Linked DNA regions of Homo sapiens: all the other regions are linked to region 3. A link is a contact called in ENCODE Hi-C or POLR2A ChIA-PET data. All regions are on one chromosome and are shown on one strand. Each heading gives the region's core, a stretch centred on a gene start or an enhancer-like site at or near the end of the contact. The rest is flanking DNA. Distances are from core to core; before and after follow the strand shown. Region 1 holds the start of AK8 (adenylate kinase 8). Region 2 holds the start of SURF1 (SURF1 cytochrome c oxidase assembly factor). Region 3 holds the start of RALGDS (ral guanine nucleotide dissociation stimulator).

Evidence for each region. Hi-C counts contacts between places; a loop is a spot of excess contacts on that map. ChIA-PET counts read pairs that join two places held with the same protein, here RNA polymerase II (POLR2A). Pooled maps may share reads with other maps.
Region 1: a loop to region 3 is called in a pooled map, with 8 times the contacts of the local background. The contact joins the promoter of AK8 here to the promoter of RALGDS in region 3. A Hi-C loop is called at or near these places in 7 of 50 pooled maps. POLR2A ChIA-PET finds 5 or more read pairs at or near these places in 2 of 52 experiments (OCI-LY7 and WTC11).
Region 2: a loop to region 3 is called in a map of naive thymus-derived CD4-positive, alpha-beta T cell, with 5 times the contacts of the local background. The contact joins the promoter of SURF1 here to the promoter of RALGDS in region 3. A Hi-C loop is called at or near these places in 1 of 168 maps with a recorded cell type or tissue (naive thymus-derived CD4-positive, alpha-beta T cell), 3 of 37 single-sample maps with no recorded cell type and 9 of 50 pooled maps. POLR2A ChIA-PET finds 5 or more read pairs at or near these places in 7 of 52 experiments (AG04450, CD4-positive, alpha-beta T cell, H1 and 4 more).

Annotation. Positions count from the first base shown.
Region 1 is chr9:132,876,211-132,880,694 of GRCh38, forward strand. It overlaps AK8 (adenylate kinase 8), which reads right to left and starts at 2,074. Exons shown (of 13, transcript NM_152572.3): 1 at 1,962-2,074. The coding sequence starts at 2,045. SPACA9 (sperm acrosome associated 9) reads left to right here and starts at 2,688. Exons shown (of 4, transcript NM_001316897.2): 1 at 2,688-2,804.
Region 2 is chr9:133,354,925-133,359,490 of GRCh38, forward strand. SURF1 (SURF1 cytochrome c oxidase assembly factor) reads right to left here and starts at 1,563. Exons shown (of 9, transcript NM_003172.4): 1 at 1,476-1,563; 2 at 1,345-1,396; 3 at 1-33. The coding sequence starts at 1,529. SURF2 (surfeit 2) reads left to right here and starts at 1,626. Exons shown (of 6, transcript NM_017503.5): 1 at 1,626-1,746; 2 at 1,990-2,144; 3 at 2,787-2,890. The coding sequence starts at 1,669. RefSeq lists silencers at 1,365-1,484, 1,725-1,794.
Region 3 is chr9:133,119,943-133,124,471 of GRCh38, forward strand. It overlaps RALGDS (ral guanine nucleotide dissociation stimulator), which reads right to left and starts at 1,298. Exons shown (of 18, transcript NM_006266.4): 1 at 1,030-1,298. The coding sequence starts at 1,212. RefSeq lists an enhancer at 202-898 and a silencer at 878-1,587.

The DNA.
Region 1 (4,484 bases), core at 824-3,323, 240 kb before region 3:
TGTTCAGTAGCACAGCTGGAGTGAATTCATGTTTGTATGTCACTGGTGCGATGATGGAATGAGATGATTTTAGATGGTTCACACATAAATATTTTACATTTCATGTTTAAATCATTGTGTATTTAACGTGTATTAGAAATATAAGTACATCAAATCAATAATTTCAAGGATATCACTTAGGATGAGGCAAAAGCGGCTATTTAATTTTTTAAAAGGTGAGTTGATTTAAACAAGTGATTAGTTTAAATGGAGGTGCAGTAGCGGTTATGCAAATCTGTACATGTGATACAACTGCACAGAACTGTATGCACAACAAAAACATCAATGCAGGTAAAAATGGAGGAAATCCAAACAAGGCCTACAGTTCAGGTAATCCTATTGTACCAATGCCAGTTTCCTGGTTTTGACAATGTGCTACAGTTATGTTAGATGTTATCACGGGGGCAATGTGGGAGGGGAGACCAGAAATCCATACTATTTTTTAACTTCCTGTGAATCTAACATTATTTTAAAATCAAAAGTATAAAAAATGGAAATGGTCAAAAACATGGAGGGAATCCACAGATGACTAAGGACTGGAAATACTGGACTGAAAGCTTTCTTGTTGGGAGGCCGAGGCAGAAGGACTGTTTGAGCCCAGGAGTTCAAGACCAGTCCGGGCAACATAGCAAGACCTCGTCTGTACTAAAATTAAAAAAAAAACATTAGCCAGGTATGGTGGCCTGCACCTGTAGTCTCGGCTACTCTGGAGGGACTAAGGCAGAAGGATTGCTTGAGCCCAGGAGTTCAAGGCTGCAGTAAGCCATGATTGTATCACTGCACTCCAGCCTGGGCAGCAGTGCAAGACCCTGTTTCAAAATCAATAAAAGCTTTCCTGGGCAATTCCTCCAACAATCAATGTGGAAAACACACCAGGTTCTCTAGAGCAGACAACAGGGCTCCAGATGATCCCCCATCCTGCCCTGACCTGCTGACTTCTAACCCAGCTAGCTATTTGATTTGTGATTGGCCACTCAAGCAGTTTTAGGAATCTCTTGCTCTCCCTCTATCAGTTAACACTTTCCGAGGGAAATGTGTTTGATGGAGGTGCAGACACGGGTTTCTTCGTCTGGGCTCAGCTGTCTAGTGTGCAGGGCAGAACCTCAAATGACCACAGACACCACTATGCCCTCCATGCCATGCCCCTGGGGATGGGGTGTACCCTGGGAAGCAGACAAATGATCTGAAAACTGAGCTCCAGCTTCCCCTTGCCTCTCAGAACCTTTGAGTGGCTGAGAGTTCTTCCCCTCCAGCTCCTGAAAGCCTTGACCTCCACCACGTGCAAAAGGGAAAACTGGGGCCCTGGCGGGGACGGGGCCTCGCCCAAAGTCACACGGTGAGCTGGGGGCCCAGTCAGGCCTGGAGCCAGAATGAGAGCTTCGGAGCTGCCGGGGACGTCTGGCCCTGAGGAGGAGGGACCAAGGTGGGAGATGCTGCTGTCCCAGAGGCGGCCCTCTCTGAGGATGGAGATGCCAGCTTGAACTCGGACAATGCCCACCTCAGAAACCTGGGCCGAGAGGCTCCCCACAAATTCGACAGATGGTAATTGTCAGCGCCGGGAGAGCCCCTGGGAGACCACCTCTTGCAACCTGGCATTTCACAGGTGGGGAAACCGAGAAAAGGAAAGGACTGGTTCCAGACCATAAGGCCCGCTGGCGGCACAGCCAGGACCAAATCCCGGCTCGAGTGGCCCCCTTCCTCCCCCTGGGTCCGCCTGAGGCAAACCCGGGCAGGACCAGGAGCGTCCCCAGCTCGAGGGCCCCCTCGGGGTCACGGCGACACACGAATCGTACATCCCGAGTTGGGCTGCTTCGTGGGCGCGCGACTCGGCCCCAGCTGCGGGTCCCGGCCGCGCACCCGACGTCGCAGTGGAGGCTCCCGAGCCGCCGCCAGCGTCGCGACGGGCAGGGGTGTCCGGTCACCTGCATCAACTCGAAGATGTGGTTCTCCTCCCCGTACTGGGGCATCTCGGGGGGGATACGGTGCGGGGCGATAGTGGCGTCCATGTAGCCGTCTCGGCTCGCCGCTCCCTAGTAACCGCGTCGCTAGGGCCGCCGCGCCGACTGCGTCATCAGCACGCGCCGCGGCCCCGCCCTGCAGGCTCCGCGCCGGGCCCAGATACCCGATCCTCGGTCGCGCGGGTCGCCCCCGCCCCGACCTCCCCGGCTGACGCGCTCTGCGGCTCGGGCAAGTTCTTTCCCCAACCCCGGCCTCGCTTTTCCCATTTGCGCATCTTAGCGGGGGACACCCTCAGGTGGCTTCCAGCTGGGCCTCCTCGTATCTGAGACCCCCGACGAAACCCAGAAGGGGCAAGTCGGCCCTCCGAGGGGACGGGAGGCAGAACCTGCTTCTGGTTCTGTCAGTGCTCCCCGGCCCGGCTCCCTGTGCCTCAGTTTACCCATCTTTAAAACAGACGCGGGAATAAATGTGGGGGAGGGTGTTTGAAGGGGGAGGGGCGTCCATGAGATGGGCCGGAGGTTCGAGGATCGGGTGGAAATCCTCAGCCCAACTCCTAGAGTCGAGCCCCGGTAGACCCCTCCCAGCTCCCCGGCTCTGGCCAAGCCGCCAAGTGACCCGATTGCTATGGCACCGGCGGTAACAATCACGCCCGCGGCCCCGCCCCTTCTCGCCCGACGTCCCCACCCACCCTCGCCTCCCAAGTCCTGGAACGGGCCTCCCCACCCTCCGGGGCACCGACACTCACGGAGTCACTCCAACTTCTCTGGGTGCTCCGTGGAGCGAAGAGCGCTCTAGGACAAGCAAGGGTAAACAGGGATGAGTGTGGGTGGGCCCACTCGGACCCCACCCCGGCCTCTGGGTCAGAAACTGGAAGCTGGGGTGGAGGATGGAAAGATGGAGGGGTCCGGAGGATGGAGGGGCCTGCACAGCTGTCTCGGGGTGGGGGCGAGGGGAAGGTTCGCGCTGGAGACGGAGCTTTTTAAGTCGTATGAATTCCCAGTGGTACGGGGCAGCTTGATATTTTATTAGTCGCAACACTGAATTGGGATCTCTAGCTCTTGTCTGTTGCCGTTAATCGTAGGAGCTGTAAGAGTTTGTTGAACTCTTTGTGCTCTCGGCAAAATTCTGTTGTCTCTGTACCTTATGGAGAGGGAAAATGGCACAGTCAATGCAGACAGCCCCAGCTTCAAGTTCTGGCTCCGCTTCTTACTGTGTGAGCTTGGCAAACTCTCTGCTTGCTCCGTGCCTCACTTTCCTGCCCTGTGAAGAGGGAACTGCTGAAGGATTTCAGGAGCTAATGTATTGGAGAGTAATTGGCATGCAGTAAGCACACAATATATGGGGCTACTATTAGTAGTAGTATCTCATTTAATCGTTCCAACAATCCTGTGAAATAGGCACCTTCATTCCCATTTTACAGATGAGAAGTTGGAGGATTAGAACAATGAGGAGTGGTTGGCTGGGTAACTTTGGGTGAGTCACTTCCCCTTTCTGGGCTTCTTTTCTCATCAGTTGTTGATCATACAGCCTTAGAACCAGAAGGCCTCTTGAAGAAGAGGCTAATCCAAACTCTCTCATTTGACAGATGGATAAACTGAGGCCCAGAAAAGGGGGAAATCTTGGCTAGGGCCACTGGTTAGATTGGGCAGAGCCAGGGCATGAACTCTGCATCCAGGCTCCAGCTAAAGCCCTTTTCTACCAGCCATCAGCCCAGAGACATGCCCTCCCAACGTAAAAGCCAGCACTGTTGCCTCTTCCCCTCCAAACCGCTTCCTCAAAGTGTGTACACCTTGGTAGGCTTGTCAAACCCAACTGTAAAGATAGCTGGGGAAGAAAAGGAAGCTGCCTCCCCCTGAGCAAAGAACACAACAGCCATGCCTGCCATTTGCACTGGAGAGGTTTGTTTTGCTTCCTGGACATTTCTGAAATGACTTGCCTTTCTCCTCATTTATTTTAAGCCCTAGGCGCTTTTCCTACCATGATTCAATCTTCTTTAGCAGCCTGGAAAAATACAAATCAATTAAAGCCTAAAACCTATGGGTAATCATTTTTTTCCTCCCTCCTCCCCCAGATCGAGAAGTGCCCGTCCCCTGTGCCCTTCATCCACACTAATTTGGCTGCAGTGGCTCTCGTTCAAGGGACGATCACTTCGGATAGCTTATTACAGCTCCTCTCATGACATTCCTGGCGTGCATGTCACAAGTTGCTAGGATCAAGAACAGAGTCAGTTCCTCTCAACCACTACCAACCACAGCTCCCACCATGATGAGGGAAAAGCCAGGCCGAAAGGGCACACGCCCTTTCTCCCTGGAACTCCACCTATGTGCTCTCTCTCACTTTTCTGGAGCTTCACCTTTGAGTCATTTGTAAGCCCTGGGCCAACATTAGGGCAAGGCAAGTGATGCACCCTCAGCACAAAACTTAAGGGAGTGCCGGCAATTCAATCATTGAGGTGGATGTTTTTCACGTTTTAATGCAATATATTT
Region 2 (4,566 bases), core at 313-2,812, 240 kb after region 3:
AACTGCCACATCTGCTTGGCCTCCAGGCCACCCCTGGAGAGTTTCACAACACTGACATGGAGCCAGAAGCCCTCGAACACAGACCTGGAGCAGCCCGTTCCAAGACAGACTCCAGTACTGCCAATCAAAACCTGCTGCCTAGAGCCAACTAGCAGCACCTGTATCCAGCCCAGCTCCTAACCCGGTGCCCAGAACAAGGCACACACAGTACGTCTGCCAAGTGAGTAAGTGGGATCTAGGGCTCAGTGCCGGTTTGACCACCAACCACGACCCTGAGTAACTCATGCCTTTTTACTCAAGAATCTAGATGTATTCCACTGCACTAAGATGCACCATTCATCCATTCAAAATGCATTTAATAAGCAGCTACAGTTGGCCGGGCACGGTGGCTCACGCCTGTAATCCCAGCACTTTGGGAGGCCAAGGCGGGCGGATCACGAGATCAGGAGTTCGAGACCAGCCTGACCAACATGCAGAAACCCCATCTCTACAAAAAAATGCAAAAATTAGCTGAGCACGATGGTGCTTCTGTAATCCCAGCTACTCGGGAGGCTGAGGCAGGAGAATCGCTTGAACCTGGGAGGAGGTGGTTGCTGTAAGCCGAGATTGCGCCACTGCACTCCAGCCTGGGCAACAAGAGCGAAACTGTCTCAAAAAATAAAAAATAAGCAGCTACAGTTACTAAGTAGCTTAGTCAGGCACTAGTGGTTGTTGTGTTATGTAGAAAAATATATCAATTCAGTAATGGCTCACAGAGCTCTCTTAACAGCTTTCCATTTTTACAACTCATCGTAAATGTAAAGAGGGAAGAATGTACACAGAAAGTGCCTTTAAGCTCTCAGAGGATGAGTTCCATCCGCTGAAAAGCACCAGGGGCCTTGCGGATACTATTTTTTTTTTTTTTTTTATAAAAAGGCAGGCCTGGGGCAGGCTTGCACAGCACTCTACACACGGCAAAACAGCCCTGTGCTGCACACTGAGAGGAACACGTAAGCCGCGGTGGTTAGATACGCTTTACTTTCAGAGCCCTGGGCTTTCAGCCTGGGCTGGCCACCCATTAGCTGGATGGGACGTTCGGAAGTAACTCTCGAGCCTTCTCTGTAACAGGGGAACGACCAAGGAGCTACCTCTCGCGTTGTGAGGACAAAGCGCTCGCTACATGCCCGGCACACGACCACAATTCCACTGAAAGCATTTTAATACGGAACTTGTCACTCCCAGGGAGCCTCCGCTCAGCCGGCAGTTGGTTCATTTCAATCCCCACGACAACCCTTCAAAGTGCAGGGCAGACAGCAGGTGGCTCTGCCCAGGCGCCTGGATCACAGCCCGGCCTGCAGCCCTCACCTGGGCGCGGGGAGACCCTGAGGACGCTCCTCCAGGCGGCGCTGGCCGGGGCCTGCGGACACGGACGGGCGGGCTGAGCTCCGGGACCCCTCCCCGCGCCCCGCACCCCGCACCCCGCACCCGGCGCTCACCCGTCCCAGCCCCGCCGCCCGCAGCCCCAGCTGCAACGCAGCCACCGCCGCCATCGCACCCGGCCCCGCGGGCGCTTCCGGGACGCAGGAAGCATCTGCATCCGGGGCGCCGCTGAGTCCCGCCCAGAGCCCCGCCCCCGGCTCCAGGTTCTGCGAGCGGCTTCCGCCGGGCTGCTCCGCGGGCGCGTCGGCCATGAGCGAGTTGCCGGGCGACGTGCGGGCGTTTCTGCGGGAGCACCCGAGCCTGCGGCTCCAGACGGACGCCCGCAAGGTTCGCAGCGCGGGAGGGGAACGGAGTGGCGGAGAAGGGCGCAGTTGGGATGAGGGGCTGAGGGGAGGGCAGGGGAGAGGAGAGGGCAGGGGAGAGGGGAGAGGGGAGAGCAGGAGAGAGGGGAGGGCAGGGGAGAGGGCGCGGCGGGATCAGGGGAGGAGAGGGAAGGGGGCGCGGCAGGAGGGGGCACCAGGGAGCGGAGCCCTGGCCCTCCTGACGTCCTGCCCGCCCACGCGTCCGCAGGTGAGGTGCATCCTGACAGGTCACGAGCTGCCCTGCCGCCTGCCGGAGCTCCAGGTCTACACCCGCGGCAAAAAGTACCAGCGGCTGGTCCGCGCCTCCCCGGCCTTCGACTATGCAGAGTTCGAGCCGCACATCGTGCCCAGCACCAAGAACCCGTAGGTGGTCCGCGGCGGCGCGGGGAGGCCCAGGGCAATTAGGACAGCCCCTCCGCTGGACTCCGCCAGTGCTGCAGCCCCTACTCTTTCAGAGTTGGGAGCCCTGGGACCCAGGTGGGCGCCCGGGTGCTGGAATCACCTGCGGTCCCAGCGGCGAGGCCTCTTGGTGAGCTCGTTTGCTCACCTGAGGTTTGTCCTGTGGGGTGTGGCTGCTTCCCAGATGAGTAGAGGCTTGTGATTTGTCACCTGAGGTTGTGAACAGCGTTGGGTTCTTCCCTTAACCCCAGAAGGGGTCTTTGATTTAGCTGGGAGCTAGGCTTTGTAATAATCGTCAAAACAGAGATAGGATGTTTCCATTCATTGAGCCCTTGCTCCAGGTGGAGCCATCCTCTTGCATGAACTCATCCTGGAGCAGTCAGTGAGGCTGCCATGCGTGCTTTTCCGGTAAACATTAAGAGGCTGCAGTCGGCCTGGGTCAGACGGTTCCCCACCCAGCTTCAGAGTGGAATTGCTCCGGGAGCCTTTAAAAGCCCGATGTCCAAGCCGCATGGTAGACTGTCCAGGGATGAGTCCAAGACACAGCCACCAGTCTGAATCCTTGCTGTGAACTGTCCCTACAAATTTGGTCTCTCTGCTCTGTAGGCACCAGTTGTTCTGCAAACTCACCCTGCGGCACATCAACAAGTGCCCAGAACACGTGCTGAGGCACACCCAGGGCCGGCGGTACCAGCGAGCTCTGTGTAAATGTAAGTCCCAGTGGACCCCCATCAGTGCATCGCCATCTGAGTGCATGCCCGCCTTGCCCCAGATGGAGCGTGCTTGAAGGCAGGTCGTCCTTCAGCGATCCGTGTTGATGCATCAGGCCTGTTTTTTGGCACAGTGAAGAGAGGGATGATGGCCCCTGACCCCACAGCTTTTAGTGCAGGCAGGCACAGAGCCAGAAGCAGGCTCGGGAGTGAGTGAGTGTGCGTGGCAATGCGAGGTGTGAAAGAAACTGGGCGAGGGATGTGGGGTGGGCTTGCGGAGACAGGAGGGCTGGGGAGACTCGCTGAGGGATTCGCTCGAGGCTGAGGCTGGAGGGATGTGGTGGCAGTGGGGTCGGGGGAACAGCACCCCAGGGAGAAGCCAGGGTCCATGGAAGTCTGAGGCAAAAATGTGTTGGCTGAGGTAGGCTCCAAAGGACTGGCTGGGCTAGTGTGCACAGCCCGGATGACCCAGAGACCAGGCCAGGAGCACTGCAGTGGGTGTGTGGAGAGGGTTGGGTGGGGGCTGCATGGACAGTGTGCATGGTTGAGAAGGGAGGACTCCTTGACTGCGGTCATCCAGGAAAAGACGGTGGGTTTTGGGGGGAGAATTCAGAGTCCCTTTGAAGGTTTTAAGCTTGAGCTGTATTAGGAAAGGTGTGTATTAGGGAAGTATCGGGCTTTTGAAACAGGGACACCCGTGCTGGATGAAGGAGATGGTTGCACCGTGGATCTGGGTGAGCACCCGGCGAGAGTTTAGAGAAGGGAGAGAGGCCTGGTCCTGAGCCCCAGGAAGAGGCTGGAAGTCCTCCCGTGGTACTGAAGGGAAGATGAGGACAGAAAAATGATAGATTTGATAACACAGAGGCCCCTGGCAACCTTGGTGAGGCACCTGAAGCTTGGCAGGGACACCTGGCTAGAGTGGAGCGTAGGCTGCAGCCCATGAGGGCAGTGTCCGGCCTTAGGCAGGTGCTGGGTCACCAGAAAGCCTTTCTGGAGTCCAGCTAAGGAGGGAAATGGACAGAGGCTGGAGCGGACAGATTCAGGTTGGTTTGCGGATGGGAAGATGCGTCTACGGGCTTCTGATGAGTGCGGAGAGGCAGTCCAGCCCTCCCGAAGCATGAGTGTGGATTGAGAAGGCAGGACCAGGGTTTCTCAAGTAGAAGGCGGGCACCTTGCAGAGGCCTTGCAGGCACAAGGGCTGCCAGCCTGAGGCTTGGACTTTTTCCAGCCAGTGTGTTAGCTGCTCAGGGGTGGGCAGGAAGGCTCTAAGTGCAGGGGGCCACGGGGTTCCCATGAAGAATGGTTATGATGGTGGACTGTGGAGCTGAGATGGGACTGGGGCGCCGAGGTCACTGCAAGGCAGTGGTCCAGGGAAGTCCAAACGTGGCTGTAAGGGGGCTCTGCCTTCACGTTCTGGTGGTGACAAGGCTGCTGCATGGCCATGGGGGTGGGTGGCAGAGACAAGGAGGGAAACAGCCCTGGAGATGGGCCGCCACATCAATGGCCAGGGCCCAGCAGGGCTCATGCAGCCCATGAGGGATGATGATGGTAGCTGCGCTGGGCTGGAGGGCAAGCCCCAGCAGACCCTCCAATATACAAGGGGACAACGGTGGTGACTCCAGTGAGGTCTTTCCATGGAAGCCTTGTCCCAACTCCCTTCTCACCCACTAAGGGGC
Region 3 (4,529 bases), core at 48-2,547:
AAGCCATGAAGCGACTGGAGACGCAGCAAGGCAACACGATGCCGCACGGGGACTCAGGAGGTTCACTGTGAAGGCTGCAGCCCAGCCAAAGCTCTGATGGGCCCTGAGCCCCCGATCCAGGAATGGCCTCTGTGCAGGCCCTGTGCCCAGGCAGAGCAGGGCGAGGGGGGCATCTCTGGATTCCACTCCCTCTGCTGTGTAGTCAGCAGCAGTCAGGTGGGAGGCAGATGGCACCACCCAGAGACCCAGGGCACACGAGAAACAAGCCCCCGCCCTCACCTAGTCACCCTCCCCTCCATCCATCACAGGTACACCACTCCCTTCTCTGAATCCTACCCAGTCCTTACCGATTCAGGGTGTTGGCACTCTTTCCAGTTAAGCAGAAACAAGTCTTGCCCGCCCTGGGCCTGGGCCACCCTCCTCCCCTCACCACCAGGACATCTGGTCCCACGTGTTGGAGGCCTGCTGCTCCACCCCATCCCCCGACCCCCCCCCCACCCCGCTCTGAGCAGCCCCGATGTCCCTGGTCACCAGATCCACATCTGCCCCAAGTAGGGTCTGTCTGGAAGGCCCCTATGGTCTCATCACCTCTGAGGATTCTAGGATTTGGCCTTCCCGACCACTTGTTCCACACCTGCATCGTAAAGGCTAACGACGCGCTGCGGGCCCTGGGTGGGAACTGAGTGAAATAAGGCACAGGCCACCGATGTAAACAGGGACAGTGCCGCAGAAAAAGGTCCACCTGGGCTGCAGCGGCCTTGGTGACAGCAGGCCCTGGAACGGTATTGAGGGGCGCAAAACCCCAGCCGTGGTCCCTACTGTTGGACGGGGCGCGGCGGCAGCCCCCACTGCCCACCCTGCTGGCTGATTTCTGCAGAAGGCCCCGACCCCCACCTATGGAGGAGAGAGGAGGGAGGCGGCCCGCTGGGATCGCCCGGCCCCGTCCGGGGCTCGCCCCGACCTGCCCAGCTCTGCCGCGGGTGGGGAGGCTCCGACGCACCCCCCGCCCGACCGCCCCAGCTCACCCACCTCCGGGCGCGGCAGGTCGGGGTCTAGCTGCGTGAAGCTGTGCAGCACCACCGGGCAGCTGTCGGGGACGCCCACCTCCAGGCGCACGGCGTCCCACACGCTGCGGCTCCGCCGGGAGCCCGGAAACAGCGGCTCGGCGCCGCCAGCAGGCCCGGCCGCCTCGGCCCACATGCGCTGCACCATGGAAGGCTCGCAGCGCGGGCGCGGGGCCGGCCCGGCGCGCGGCGGGGGCGGCGGCGCGGCCCGCGCGGCTGGGCTTTGCCACCGCTGTGAGCCCGCGGCCCGGCCCTGCTGATGTCAGGCTGGGGGGCGGGGCCGGAGGGGAAGAGGGTGGGGCCGGGGAGGGGCGGAACCGGAGAGTCCGAGGGACGCGTGCGTGCGCGCGCCCGCGGCCCCGCCCTCGCCGAGGTCAGACCCGGGGCGGGACCGGGAGCCTGGAGGGGCGGGGTCTGAACAAAGAGGGCGGGGCCGGGGAGGTCGAGGGGTGCGCGTTGGCTGGGTCTCCCGGAGGACCGGCTGTCACGTGTGTCGTGGGGCCTTGGGTACCCCGGTTAGGCACCGTTTGCGTGTCACGCTGCTGCAGTGCGTGTGTTGCGTAGGGCTGAAATGTGTACGTGCTGATCATGTGTGGGGAAGCCGCCCTGGAGTCAGCTACCCCGAATTCCAGCAAAGCCTCTCCCCAACTCTGTGGCCTTCCACAAGTTGCTTAACCCCTCTGAGCCTCACTGTTTCTTCATCTGGAAAATCTGGGTAGTGAAAATGACTTCCTCAAACAGTTGCGGGGAGGATGACATTACGTAATGGACATGAAGCACTCAGCACTGAGCACCTGCACCTGACTACAGGCTCAGGCGGAGTTTGGAGAGGCTGACCATGTGTTCAGTGACCCTGTCAGTGCAATTGGAAATCCTGAGTGTGGGGCTGTGTGTGCAGTGGGGGAAAGGGTCAGAGAGTGGGGCCCTACCTTTTTGGGGCAAAGCCCCACACTATCCCCTTACAGACACCCTCAGAGGAGGGGAAGCCAGGGAGGTGGGGGAGAGCGGAAGGCACCAAGGTTGGGGCTGAGAGGCATCTGACAAGGAGGAAGGCATCAAGAGTGACAACGCTGGGCAGAGCACATGGCTGCGTGGCCTGTCAGCTGGGGCTGCTTGTGGCTTGGACATCCCTGGTCTCAGGGTGGAAGTGGGGCTGCTGGGGCTGAAGGGGAAGCAGGGACAGGGACATCCTCAACTACTCTTTCTGGAAGCCAGTGAGGAAGGAAGACAGCCTGGGGCTTAACAGCAGGGCCAGGAGAATGGATGAATGAATGGGACCCTTCCTCATGCCTCACTCATCACTGGGCCTGCCCTGGCCTCAGCCTTCAGTCTTCATGGAGGCCAGCAATTGCTGCCAGCAGCCCTGGCCATGCCAACCTCCCCAGGTCTGGTCCGTACTATTGGGCCTCAGTTTCTCCATCTGTAAACTGAGAGGGCGGGACCAGACAGCACATTCCACGAGCACATCTTGCCCCCTTCCCAAGTGCCAATCCTCAGACACCCACGAAACACTTCCACTGTGACTGGAGTGAGGCGGCAGTTCATCCGTTCAGAACAAGACCCCCATGTGCACACGACTAGAAGGGCCTACTTCACAAAAATTATGGTGGTAAGTTGCAGCTGGGTGGAAGCTCTACTGGTTTTCATTTTACTTCTCTGAATTTCTAATTTCTAAAATCAGTATTTTAATAATCAGCTCTATGTGATAAATGCTGTTTTTGAGACAGTCTCACTGTCACCCAGGCTGGAGTGCAGTGGTGTGATCTCGGCTCACTAAGGCCTCCGCCTCTTGGGGTCAAGTGATTTTCCTGCCTCAGCCTCTCGAGGAGCTGGGATTATAGGCACCTGCCACCATGCCCAGCTAGTTCTGTATTTTTCGTAGAGACAGGGTTTCACCATGTTGGCCAGGCTGATCTTGAACTCCTGACCTCAAGTGAACCGCTCGCCTCGGCCTCCCAAAGAGCTGGGATTACAGGCAGGAGCACTACGCCCAGCCTGTTTTTGTTTTTTTTTTAAGAAGCAAGATGGGTAGATTTGATTTGGGATGGAGATCCCTAGAGGCTGTTTAGGAAGCCTCCAAGCCGTTTGGCCAGGGAGGGTAATGTGGGTGAGGCGTATTTCGAGGCAGGAGGTCCCCACAGGGCCACAAAGAGGTGACCGAGACACTGCCCTCGGCCCTAAGCTCCTCCTCCCATCCCTTTCTTCTGGGGCCAAGCTCCCAATGCCTCCGGAAACTGAAAGTCCAGAAGCTGCCTGCCACTGACTTTATCTCCTCTGCTCTCTTTATCTCCTTCGCTGAGTGATGGGCCTGGGAACAAGCGCCCACCCGTTTTATAGCCCAGAAGGACAAGTGACTCATGAGGACATAGAGGAATCACCACTATTCTGGCCTTGAAGGTCCTGGGTGCTGGGGCGAGGGGTGGCCCCAAGGAGGCTGGAGTGGTGAAGAGTAAAGAATTCATCACACTAAACCCCCCAACGCGGCTGGCCTGGCTCCCTCCCATCTGACTATATCATCTACAGGAGCCAGGGCGGGGGAGGGCGTTACTTAGCCAGTCCCTCTGGCCGGTGTCTGTTTTTACAAAGTTCCTCTTCCTGCCTTGTTCCCCTACCTTTGGGACTCACCTCCCAACTTCTGGGAAGCCTGATCACTGCTCTGGCTGTACATGAGACACACACACACAGACAGACACAAAGATACACAGAGATGCACACACAGAGACACACACATAGAGACAGAGACACAGACACACACACACACACAGAGACACAAAGATACACAGAGATGCACACACAGAGACACACACAGAGAGACAGAGACACAGACACACACACACACACACAGACACACAAAGATACACAGAGATGCACACAGAGACACACACATAGAGACAGAGACACAGACACACACACACACACAGAGACACAAAGATACACAGAGATGCACACACAGAGACACACACATAGAGACAGAGACACAGACACACACACACACACAGAGACACAAAGATACACAGAGATGCACACACAGAGACACACAGAGAGACAGAGACACAGACACACACACACACAGACACAAAGATACACAGAGATGCACACACAGACACACACATAGAGACAGAGACACAGACACACACACACAGAGACACATACATAGAGACAGAGACACAGACACACACACAGACCCACAGAGACACATAGAGACAGAGACACAGGCACACACACACACACATAGAGACAGACACAGAGACACAGACGCACAGAGACAGACACAGGCACACACATTTAGAGACGGAGACACACACACAGAGACATTGGAACAGAGACACACACGCAGAGATAGAGACACACAGACAGAGACATACCTACTCAGAGACATAGAGACAGACACAGAGGCTGGGTGTGGTGGCTCATGCCTGTAACCCAGAGCTTAGGGAGGCAGAGGCAGGATTTCTTGAGCCCAGA